Regions from separate parts of the Homo sapiens genome. Here region 2 is linked to region 1. A link is a loop called in an ENCODE intact Hi-C map of the cell type or tissue named here. Cell type or tissue: CD4-positive, alpha-beta T cell. All regions are shown on one strand. Links, peaks and the distances in the headings refer to the core of each region. The heading gives the core; the rest is flanking DNA. Region 1 has its middle 5.4 kb from the start of ZNF507. Region 2 overlaps TSHZ3 (teashirt zinc finger homeobox 3).

Region 1 (5,375 bases), core at 86-5,085:
TACCGCATTTTCTTTATGCAGTCTACCATTGATGGCACTTCAGTTGATTCCATGTCTTTGCAATTGTGAATAGTGCTTCAGTAAATATATGAGTGCAGGTGTCTTTTCGGTAAAATGATTTATCTTCCTTTGGGTATACACCCAGTAGTGGGATTGTTGGGTGGAATGGTAGTTCTAATGTTAGTTCTTTGAGAAATCTGCTTGTTACTGTAGCATGACACAGCCACTGATACCCACTCCCTACTCTGATGTACCTGGAACAGCCAGAGCCATTAGGAAGAAATCATTATAGGCAGAAAGGAATGATAATGAAGGAATTAGGACCTTCATTCCTGAAGACTGAGAAAGTATACAATGCAGAATCTGATAGGAAAACCAAGACAACTTCAAAAAGCCTGGGACACAGCACCTCAGTATTTCTCTTTCCTAGAAAAGAACTCTCTGGAAAGTTACAGTCAACATTTTTAAGTCAGAAGAATGCAAAGGCATTCAGATGTAGTTCCATTGAACTTGTGGACATCTCACCTAAGCTCTTCTCAGCACCTCTCACCTGCCACAGAGTGTTATTTATCATGATTTAATTAAACAATCCTAGTAAGATTTAGTATTATAGATAGGAAACTCGCTTATTCAGTTATCTAGCGCCTATTCAGTGGAATCTGATTGTGTCTCCAGATGAGAGATGACCCAGTAACTGAATCCCTATCTCCACACACCTCATTATTTTACTTTGAGGCCATTAATTAGTCGATGAGGCTAAAGGTTTCGCTTTATCTACAAGTATCATGGGTCTCTGTATCTCCTAAAGTGACCACGGAGTTTGATGATTTTACAAGCTGAACTGGAGCACTACTTACGTTTTGGGAACGCTGAAGACAGTGCCTCGAGTAAGTTGCCAAGGTGATGACTGGTTGTAAACTGAATGAGACATTGAACGAGTTGAAACTGGAGGAAGACCTACTTGTTTCCAGCCACAATACTTATGAAGGACACCTTGTCTTTGGTGTGATAAGATTAGATTAGATTTGTTTTGAAGGGATTAATCATGTAAGTCTTTGGCACAGAACCGAAAATTGGACGAGACGTGTGGCCCGTATTTCTTTAAGGTGTAATTTTTATCATGACCTTTAAAAAATATACTGCCTCGGCCGGGCGCGGTGGCTCACGCCTGTAATCCCAGCACTTTGGGAGGCCGAGGCGGGCGGATCACGAGGTCAGGAGATCGAGACCATCCCGGCTAAAACGGTGAAACCCCGTCTCTACTAAAAATACAAAAAAATTAGCCGGGCGTAGTGGCGGGCGCCTGTAGTCCCAGCTACTTGGGAGGCTGAGGCATGGCGTGAACCCAGGAGGCGGAGCTTGCAGTGAGCCGAGATCCCGCCACTGCACTCCAGCCTGGGCGACAGAGCGAGACTCCGTCTCAAAAAAAAAAAAAAAAAAAAAAAAAAATACTGCCTCAAAAAAGGAGAGATTGTAGAAAGGTGAGAGGAGGCAAGAGAGCTAAAAGGCAAAAAAGGATGTGGTAGTGCGAGCTGAGAAAAATAAACCCCGAAATTGTCCCTGACTTTGCTACTTAGCCCTTGTGGGACTGTGAGCAAGTGGGCTCTATCTTTCCGATGTTTTCACCTTGCTTGTAAAACAAGAAGTTCAATTTATCCTTTTTTTTGAGCTTCAGATGACTGGTATATAGAAGCACGGAGTTTAATGATAGGAGTCCTCTGGGTTCAAGATGGGACTTCATCATTAAGAATAATGGCAAGACTTGATTTTATTAATGAATGAAAAGATTGCTTGATGTAAGTCAGAAGGAATGTAAGATGAAAAGACGTGATATATTATTATATATACAGCTGTCAGTAATAAATTAACATTAGCTCTGGGTTCCTTGCACTTTGCATCCTGAATATACACCTAGAAATACTTCATAATTGTAGTTCAGGTCTCAAGGACCATCATAAATTATCCCTCTGTCATTCATTCTCTGCTAAAAGCCACAGACCTATGTTTCTTCAACAGCACATCAACATCTAAAATCCTTGGTGCTATGAGGCATACATATTAATTTATTTCTTATTGAGGGCCCAAGTAAACCAGAAGGATGCATAATGACCAACCCTGACGATGAAGAGGAGGAGAAAGGGCAGGGGACGTGATTGTGAAAATCAGGGTTGGCTCTGGCTAATACTGGTCTTTGCTTAATTTGCAGCTCAGCTGTTTTGGGGCTGAGATGCTAACTTATTTAGAAAAGGCCCACCGAGGAACTCAGACATAGCAAATATAGCAGCCCTGCAGTCAACGCTGCGATGGAATTCTCTCCAGAGTTCTCCTAGCCCTGAGACCCTGTCTTAGACTCAGGACCTGGGTATAAGGACAAGAATCAATAATGGTGACATCTAGTGGCCCACGCGCAATGTGCAGCCAAGCCACAGGGCACTCCAGTGGAAAATGGGACCTGTGCCTGGTCCAAGCCAACTTAGGCCTGACCCCAAGCTCCTGAATCAGCCTAAGAGTTTGGTGTCTGGCAGAGATTCCCTGCATTCGTGTTGATTTGTGATTGGGATCCAGGAAACGCACCAGCAGGCTGGGAGTGGAGGTGGAGGGGGGCTGCTTTTGAGGCCGACAGGAGGCTCCTTTCAGTCTAGTCTGCATATGCCACAGACTGGTGCTGCAGGAAAGCGTGGCTCGGCGGAGCTAGCGGTGGAGCAGGGAGCTTGCCTCCGCCAGACTGTCTTTCTGCCTCAACGCAGACTGGTTATTGGAACGCTCAAGCAATTTTCAGTCGTCTTTGTCAATAAAGTCAGTCTCTTCTCTGCAAAGGGAATGAAAATGAGATTTTGAGGCCTCCAAAGAGCTCTCTTCTTTGGCCATTTTTCTCTACCCAGGAGCCAGGGAGTGGCTTCACCGAGCTGGGTGGGAGCTATTTGCTCTGCCCCAAACCCCTGTTGACAGGTAATACCACCTGCTTCTGAACAAGACAATATGATTGTAATAGTATACTGTTCAATTCTTCCTAGGGAAGCAGTTTCCTGAAAACAGTGGCCTTTATTGATGAGTGGAGCAGAGGAAGAAAATGAAAAGAAGAAGGAGGAGAAGATGAAGAAAGACACTAAAAGGAAAAGTAACTGCTAATCAAACCAAGAAAGCCCAGCTAAGGGGTAATCCTGCAACTTAAAAATATGTCATTTGTTATTTTGACAGCTCCTTTTGAGGTGATAGACTAGGAGGAGCTGCTGGCATCATCACCGACTGGCTGGGAGTTCTACTTCTTGCTTAAGACATCAGTAAATGGATAACTGCAGATTGCAAGGAGTCTATCTTCTAAGATTCCCAGCTTGAGCTCTTCGTATACTGGGGAAGACCAAGCAGAGGGAACATGGTATAGTATTTGACCTTCTGGGATGTTTATTTAATTAATTAATTAATTAATTAATTTTTATTTTTTGACACTGACACTCTCGCTCTGTCACCCAGGCTGGAGTGCAGTGGTGCAATCTCAGCTCACTGCAACCTCTGCCTCCTGGGTTCCAACGATTCTCCTGCCTCAGCCTCCCGAGTAGCTGGGAATATAGGCATATGTCACCATGCCTGGCTAATTTTTGTATTTTTAGTAGAGATGGGGTTTTACCATGTTGCCCAGGCTGGTCTTGAACTCCTGACCTCAAGTGATCCACCCATCTTGGCCTCCCAAAGTGCTGGGATTACAGGCGTGAGCCACCATGCCCAGCCTGGGATGTTTCTTTCACTGAGAAAGAGACATGAGTGATAAAGGAAAGGAAAAAATGCATATCGTACCCAGAGAAAGTTCACTATATTAGTCCGTTCTCACACTGCTCTAAAGAGCTACCTGAGACTGGGTAATTTATGAAGAAAAGAGGTTTAATTGACTCACAGTTCTGCAGGCTTAAGAGGAAGCGTGACTGAAAGGCCTCCGGAGACTTACAATCATGGCATCAGGCAAGAGGAAACAAGCATATCTTACCATGGTTGGAGCAGGAGAGAGACAGAGTAAGGGGGGAAGTACCACAAACTTCAAACAACCAGATCTCATGAGAACTCACTCACTATCATGAGAACAGCAAGGGAGACGTCCGCCCACATGATTTAATCACCCCCACCAGGACCCTCCCGACATATGGGGATTACAATTTGAGATGAGATTTGGGTGGGGACACAGAGCCAAACCGTATCATCCACACTGCAAATAGCAAATTGCATGCCCCTTCTGGCCTCATCTTCAGCTCCACAAGGCCAGAAGGCAGGAAGGCCCAGTAGAAATCTGTCGCCAGATATAAGTGGTGCATCCAGAATTAGGCATGAGTGGAGCTGTGGGGTGCATGAAGCTTCATGATTAGGTGGTCAGGCTGCCATGTCCATCCCTCTTGCATCAGGCCTCCTCCTTCCACTCATATCTCTAGGCCACCTGCAGGGACATCCCTAGGACCAGGTAATGGGAAAGCAGAATCTGAGCTACCTAAGTTCAAGAATGGGTCACCTTGGCACGTGGAAGAAAATGGACCAACCTGAATGGAGCAGGGAGGTGCACACGGACACAGGGCATCTATCTGGATCGTGGAGACCCCTCTGCTGGGGTTGGAGGACTCAGTATGGGGAGCAGGAAGAGCTCTGGCCAGAAAGGCAGATTGGGGCTGGGACTGGGCCAGGCAGAGACAGGCAGCAGGCCTCTGTTGAGGGCCTTCTGTTGGAGGGCCCATGTCGGGCGCTCTGCTTGTGTGATTTCCTGCGTCTTTGTGGACTTCACTCTCTTGTCATTAATTCCATGTGTAATCACTGCCTCAACACGTGTCTACCCTGGTGGGAAATGAGCTTCAAGAGCCCAGGGGAGCTTGTCAGTTTTGTTCATCAATATCTCTCCTGCCCTTCCGGCCTAGAACAGGGCCTAAAATGTAGCTACATTCAGTAAACACTGAATGATCGAAGAAAAAAGTGATTTCATTTAGCAGACATGCTCCCAAGCATAAAGTTTATTGGAGGAGCTACTCAAAAGCATCTTTTGGGAAGATAGGGTGTGAGATTGAGGGCCGGAGGCTTGGAAAGAGAATAAACGTGGCATCCAGTTAGAGACAAGGGAGTTGGCCACAGAGAGGCCCTAAGAATCTAGTCTGTGGACCGGTTTTCATTGACCCTGTGCTTCAAAACCTGTTAGCACTCACTAGCTGTGTGTCCTGGGCAAGTTACTGTACCTCTCTGTGCCTCAGTTACTTCATACCTACCTTACAGGGCCATTGAAAAGTTTAAAGAACCGAATGTGTGTCTGACTCATAGAAAGCAATCAGTAAACAATAAAGTATTGTTCTTGCAAAGACTGGGACTGGAATGATATGAAATGGAAGGAAGAGATGGAGTTGAAGGACACT
Region 2 (5,375 bases), core at 234-5,233, 1.0 Mb after region 1:
TTGACCAAATATTGAATATTTTATAAGCCCCATTTAAAAAAGAAGACATTTCTAGCACATGCACTTAGTTTGATCAGCATTTAGATTCTTGGGTTTAATTACTTTCAATTCTGTAAATTATTTTAGCATTTCAACAAGAATAGTCCAAGAGATACAGTCCGGGGGGTGGGGGCGAGTAGTTCACTGAAGGTCACGTTACCTGGACATTTTAACCATCTCCTTACCTTATTTTCTCAGATATGCAAAGGTGTGGCTCTTGAAGAATAATTTAAATTTGTTTGGGCTTAATGATAAATTATTAATTCATACTGTCAGGACACATGTTATTAATTATGACTGTGTTTTCTTCATCCAGAACAGCTGTTGGGGAAACAGGGTAAGTTCAGATTGTTGTCGGGAGGGAGGGCACAAGGAACTTACCAACTCCTTGTCATCGCATTCCTGGTCACCTCGCTAAGAGAATAAAGGATTGTAAAGGGTAGAGTGTAGGGGAGAGAGACACTGTTAGTTCTAGATCAAGATGGGCACTGGCAGATGCTAACTTACGTACATTTTTAAAAACGCAAGCCTAACTCTCAATGCACTGTGAATCCAGGTGAGATCCGAAGGCAAACCATCCCTGTTTTAATGTTAGCCAGGTTTTGGATTGGCTGCCCTCTCCCTTCCACCAGTTTCTCTGTGTTTCTTCTTTTTCCTCTGTGGTAGGCCAGAAGGTCATGTTTACAAGTTTATAGCAATGGAAAACACAATATTCAGAAAATATATTTGTTTCCCAAAGTGGAACCCATCCTTAATGGAGAGCAAAGGGCTGTTTGGTAATATACGTGAAATGACTCCAATTCATTTACTTTTGATTTTCCATTCCCATCATTAAATCTAGTCCTATGTATTCAGTTTCCTCTGAGTTCTTTGAGAAATGCATGTTGCATAAAATAGGCAATTTTTAATGAACAATTTAATGTAAATGGGTTTTGAATTTAAATTAATATTAATGAAGCCTTGAGTGAATTTATTTTGCATACGTAAAGACTTGTAAGTCTTTCACCCATGTGCTTTCTCCTTTATGTATTAACATTGGTTGGGTGGATTAACCAGCACCTTTTAAAGATTTACACTTAAAAAATTAAATTGATTTTATATGTCCACTATCACCAACGTACTATTAAGCAAAAAGCATGAGTTCAATTTTAAGAGAATACAGCTTTTTCCCTGTTAAACCCCTCAGTTTCCATTGCTCAGAAAGCTGCCGTTGGTGTGGCATTGCTGCTAGAGAAAATACACCCCAACAATAGTTACCACAATCAAGATGTTTTCTTTCTTTGGCTTACCTCTAATGCATTATGTATCCTGGAATGATACGAAGTTCTGTAATTAATTCTGTTAGATGTAATTGCTATAATCACTTTGATGTTACACATAATAAAGGTAATATGGTAAGTACATAAAAAATGTAAACACCTTATTGTAATACTCCTGCTAAAATGCCTTCTCATCAAGTCTGGTTTATAGACAAGTGTTCCTATTTTTGGTCATAGGTGACAGTTTATTCGAGCTGTGTTCATTGATATTCTAAAGGAGAGGCATTTATTGGAAAAGATGGGCCTTGGTTTGGAGGGATCTCCAAGCTGGTTGCCTAGGAATCTTAATGCCCGTTTTCTTAAAGATGTGGCTAATTATGAAAAGGTGACCATTGTCTTCTGAGTAGACCAGAGAGGTAAACACTTCAGAAGTAGCCGTGGAACCAGGGAAGAATGTGGCCTAGGAGTGAGTGAGGAGCCAGGAGAATGCTAGCAGAGGATTCGGATCAAAGGAGCTGTTCTGTAGGTTTTCTTATGGTGTGGGACTGTGGGAAGTGCTGTGTGTGTGTGTGTGTGTGTGTGTGTGTGTGTGTGTGTGTCAGAGAGAGAGAGAGAGAGAGTGAGTGCATGCTAGCAGGTGAACAGAGAAGGCCACCTTTCTATAACAGTGCAATAAGGGAAATAACATGCAGGATATCTACTTTATTATTTTCCTACACCTTTCATGGGGGTGGGGGCTACAGATGGTGCCTCACTGTTGCATGACATGTCCGGGAGTGGCTGATGTTGCCTGTTGGACTGAAACCTGTGTGGTATTTGAGACACACTCCCACCCCATCAGGCCTCTGTGCACCTACCCTGGATCCAGACCACCACAGGACATCAGGGAAGTTTGCCTGAGACCCCAAGTGCGCAATACTTGTGGGATGCTTCTGAAACACATGTACATTATGTACATTACTCTTTGCCAATGCATCTTGCAAGAGGCTAGAATGTGGTGGGGTAGGAAACTTGCCATTTAATTTTACCTTCCTGGAGATCCTAGAGTCAAACTAGTGTGTGGATCTGCTGGACACCCGTAATGAGCTGCACCTTGTCCCAAGTGTTACAGAGGTCTGGAGGCCTCGGGACTCAGGGTCAGCTTGGCAGTTTCCACGTGCCTTCCCCCATCTATATTGTATTTTTCAGTAAGGGATTGCACACAGAAATCAAATAACAGAAGGTGCCTGTGTGAGAAGGGGATGCTGCAGTCTCTTTGGAGGAAGAAAAAGGTGTGTTACAGTGGTTGAGAGATGGAAGGTGAACGCAGTGGTTCCCTGGCCTGTGTCCAGAGCCTGTGAAGGCAGGTCTTGCTGCCAGCTTTAGCTGGCTGGGTGCAGACTGGCTGGGGAAAGCGGGGCCTGCCTCCTGGGTCTTGGCCCTGCAGCCTCCTGCCTGCCAGGTAAGCAGGGGCTGGAGGAGAGGGTCCTGGGGTCTGGGCCCTGGGCCTGGGCTGCAAACCTGCAGCCCCCAGTCCTCCCGGTAGTGACTCCTAGACTGGTTTTGATGGTGATGATGATAAAAGGTCTGAGAACTCCATAGGCCCCAGTAATCAGGGCCCGCACTGACATCCTTCTCAAGTTTGACAGCTTCTTCCTTTTCTCTCCTCACCGCCAAGGCTTTCTCAACTGAATTTCCCCGCCCTCCCTCTCCCCTCCTCCCTGCCCGCCGCCCACCCCTTCCCTCCCTTTCCCCTTTTCTGTGTGCGTCTCTCTTGTTTCATGTTCTTGATCAGTTTCAGATGCTGGGAATTATTTTTTTTCAGGCGGGAGGGGGAGTGTTGCTTTAGGTTTGTGGGTTGGGCAGGTGTGAGAGGAAGTCTGTGGTTTTTTTTTTTTTTTTTTTTTTTTTTGTACTGTAGGCCTGTTGCTAATTAATGTTCCTCCATAAGATTCTGTCGGAGTTGAGTAATGTTTTTGATCTTTATGCCTGATAACTGCATACTTAATGAGATTTCAAAGCTGTGAGTGCAGCTCCCTACAATTATTGACAGATGCCTTTTCTTTGCCATTGGGTTCAGCTTCATAAATCCTCTCGCCATAATGAGGTTCAGCAGTGCCACCCTGGCAGTGAGCTAATGAAAGGGGGAGGGCGAGGCGGCTCATGGCTGTCTGACACATTTTTTTCCTTTAAAATTTACTATGCAGATGTCAAGCTGCGGGACGATTACTTCAAACATGCTAATTTTTATCTTGCTTTTGTGTCAGCCCTTTGCCATTAAAAAATAAATAAATAAAAGGGCTAACCTGACTCCACTTGATTTCTTTTCTTTCTTTTTTTTTTTTTAAAGTCAATTTTTTTAAATAACCCACGGTGTTGCGACAGCTAGGGACTTCGACACGTGCGTGGCCTTTTGCAGGTATCAGCAGCAGAACGCCCCCCCCTTTTTTTTTTCCTTTTTGCCATGGGAAGGGCAGTGGGAGGATGGAGTACGATTTCCCAGGCCTCCCATCACCCTGCCCTAAGTATGCACTTGAAACGTCGGAGAATTCATTTCAGAGTTCTGAAACTAAATCCTGGTGGAGAAGAGCTGCACCATGCCAAACAGTCGATTTCCTTTTCAGCAGAGTCATACATCACTGACCCACCCTTCCCTCCTGACAGAATGACATATGTCATTTATCATATGGGCCCCAGCCAGACTACGGGGAGGGGAGGGAAGCCCAGGTCCATGTGAGGCTGTCTCTTCCTCCTCTTGGTACTGTACCCTGTGGCTTGCAGGAGGGAGCTCTGCTGATTTGGCAAGAGGGAAAGGGAGGAAAGAGGCTGGGCAGGGGAGAAGGGGGTAGAGCCTGCTTCTGGATGGCTGGGTGCGTGGCGTGGCGGGTGGGAGATTGGCAGAGGCACGGGAGAGGTTATGCTCATTCATATTATCTGCTAAACCACACTGTTCAGCCTTTGACACTCTTCTGACTTTTTTTCCCCCCTTTCTCATTCCTTTTCTCTTTTCCCTGCCTTTTTTTTTCCCCATTAGTCAAGGGGAGAGAAAAAAAAAAGAAAAAAGAAAAAGGTTGACAGGTATCATTCAAGCCACCCTGGCTTGCAAAGGGTGGTAGAAATGAATCTCAGGGCTCCTGACTTCACATGATTCAAACGTGCGTTATTGAAGATGGATGTTCCTTAAAAAAAGATTGATGGTGGATGCCGGGCTTCGGGTACCATTTATCATTTTGAATATTATTTAGACTTGCCGTGTAAACCTGTAACTTGAGAGTCGGACAAGCTGGGGCAGGGTAGGGGCCTGTGTGTGTGTTTCTATCGATTGGCCTTGCCTTCTCATTGCAGCTGACCAGACACAAACCCTCGCATGTGCAATACAGAAGACTCCCCCACTGGAAAAAAAAGAAAAAAGAAAGAAAGAAAGAAAGAAAAAAAAGATGGAGGGAGGAAGGCTTTAATTTTGAATAATTTCCAAGGACACAGAGAAAAATGAAGTATCTGTGATTTACACTAAAGCTCACAGGCAACTTTCTCTCTCCCTCTTTTTCTTCCCCCACAGAAGCAGTCACGTACAAAACATTAAAATATAAACAGAGCTGCAGTTGCTGAAGCCAGAACCCTTGTCTGATTTTTTTTAAACTCCGTGTCATGCTAAAAAAAAAAAAAAAAGAAAAAAAAAAGAAAAACCAACACCGTATCTGAAAAGCTTAGCACAATATAACTATTAAAAAAATCTTTTGGTTGGCTTGGTTAGTAGTGTGAGAATGAAGAAACGTAAAGACTTCCACGTCTCAGGAATATTTCAGATAAAAAATAATCTTTTGCGGCTCCCTGCCCGGGCTCCCAGCAGCCTCTTCCCCTTTGTGTCTGAGCTCTGTCCCCTCTGCAGGGCCCCAGCAGACCCCCACCAGGCCTGATGTGGACAGCTGTTCCCAAGCCCTGCCAGTTAATCGCTTCTGGGTTTGCACCCTTGAGCTGTGTGCACCAGGACACCCCCACCTACTGGAAGTACTCAGGGACGCAGCCTGGTTCACTGACACAGCCCCCAGCTGCCTGAGGAGTCGGTGAAGCTCTGGCCTTTCCACCTCTTCTGCTGCA

What was found. A loop is a pair of places that touch in the nucleus more often than their neighbours do. Peaks named below come from ENCODE experiments on the same cell type or tissue, not always from the same donor. Only the 100,000 strongest peaks of a DNase experiment are listed, where the experiment ranks them.
Region 2: it touches region 1 in a loop (3-fold over the local background); 4 of 110 quality-filtered maps call a loop at or near these places.

Annotation. Positions count from the first base shown.
Region 1 is chr19:32,337,480-32,342,854 of GRCh38, reverse strand. No RefSeq gene overlaps it. Among named protein-coding and RNA genes, the nearest start is that of ZNF507, 5.4 kb to the left of the region's middle. RefSeq lists an enhancer at 2,617-2,666. In CD4-positive, alpha-beta T cell, for the core only: CTCF peaks have their summits at 2,194 and 2,403 (motif pointing left); a DNase peak (open chromatin) is centred at 2,394.
Region 2 is chr19:31,338,153-31,343,527 of GRCh38, reverse strand. All of the region lies in intron 1 of TSHZ3 (teashirt zinc finger homeobox 3), which reads left to right. It overlaps TSHZ3-AS1 (TSHZ3 antisense RNA 1), which reads right to left. Exons shown (of 3, transcript XR_002958388.2): 1 at 1-5,375. Among named protein-coding and RNA genes, the nearest start is that of TSHZ3, 8.6 kb to the left of the region's middle. RefSeq lists an enhancer at 2,201-2,725. In CD4-positive, alpha-beta T cell, for the core only: no CTCF peak of the experiment used is centred there; a DNase peak (open chromatin) is centred at 3,107.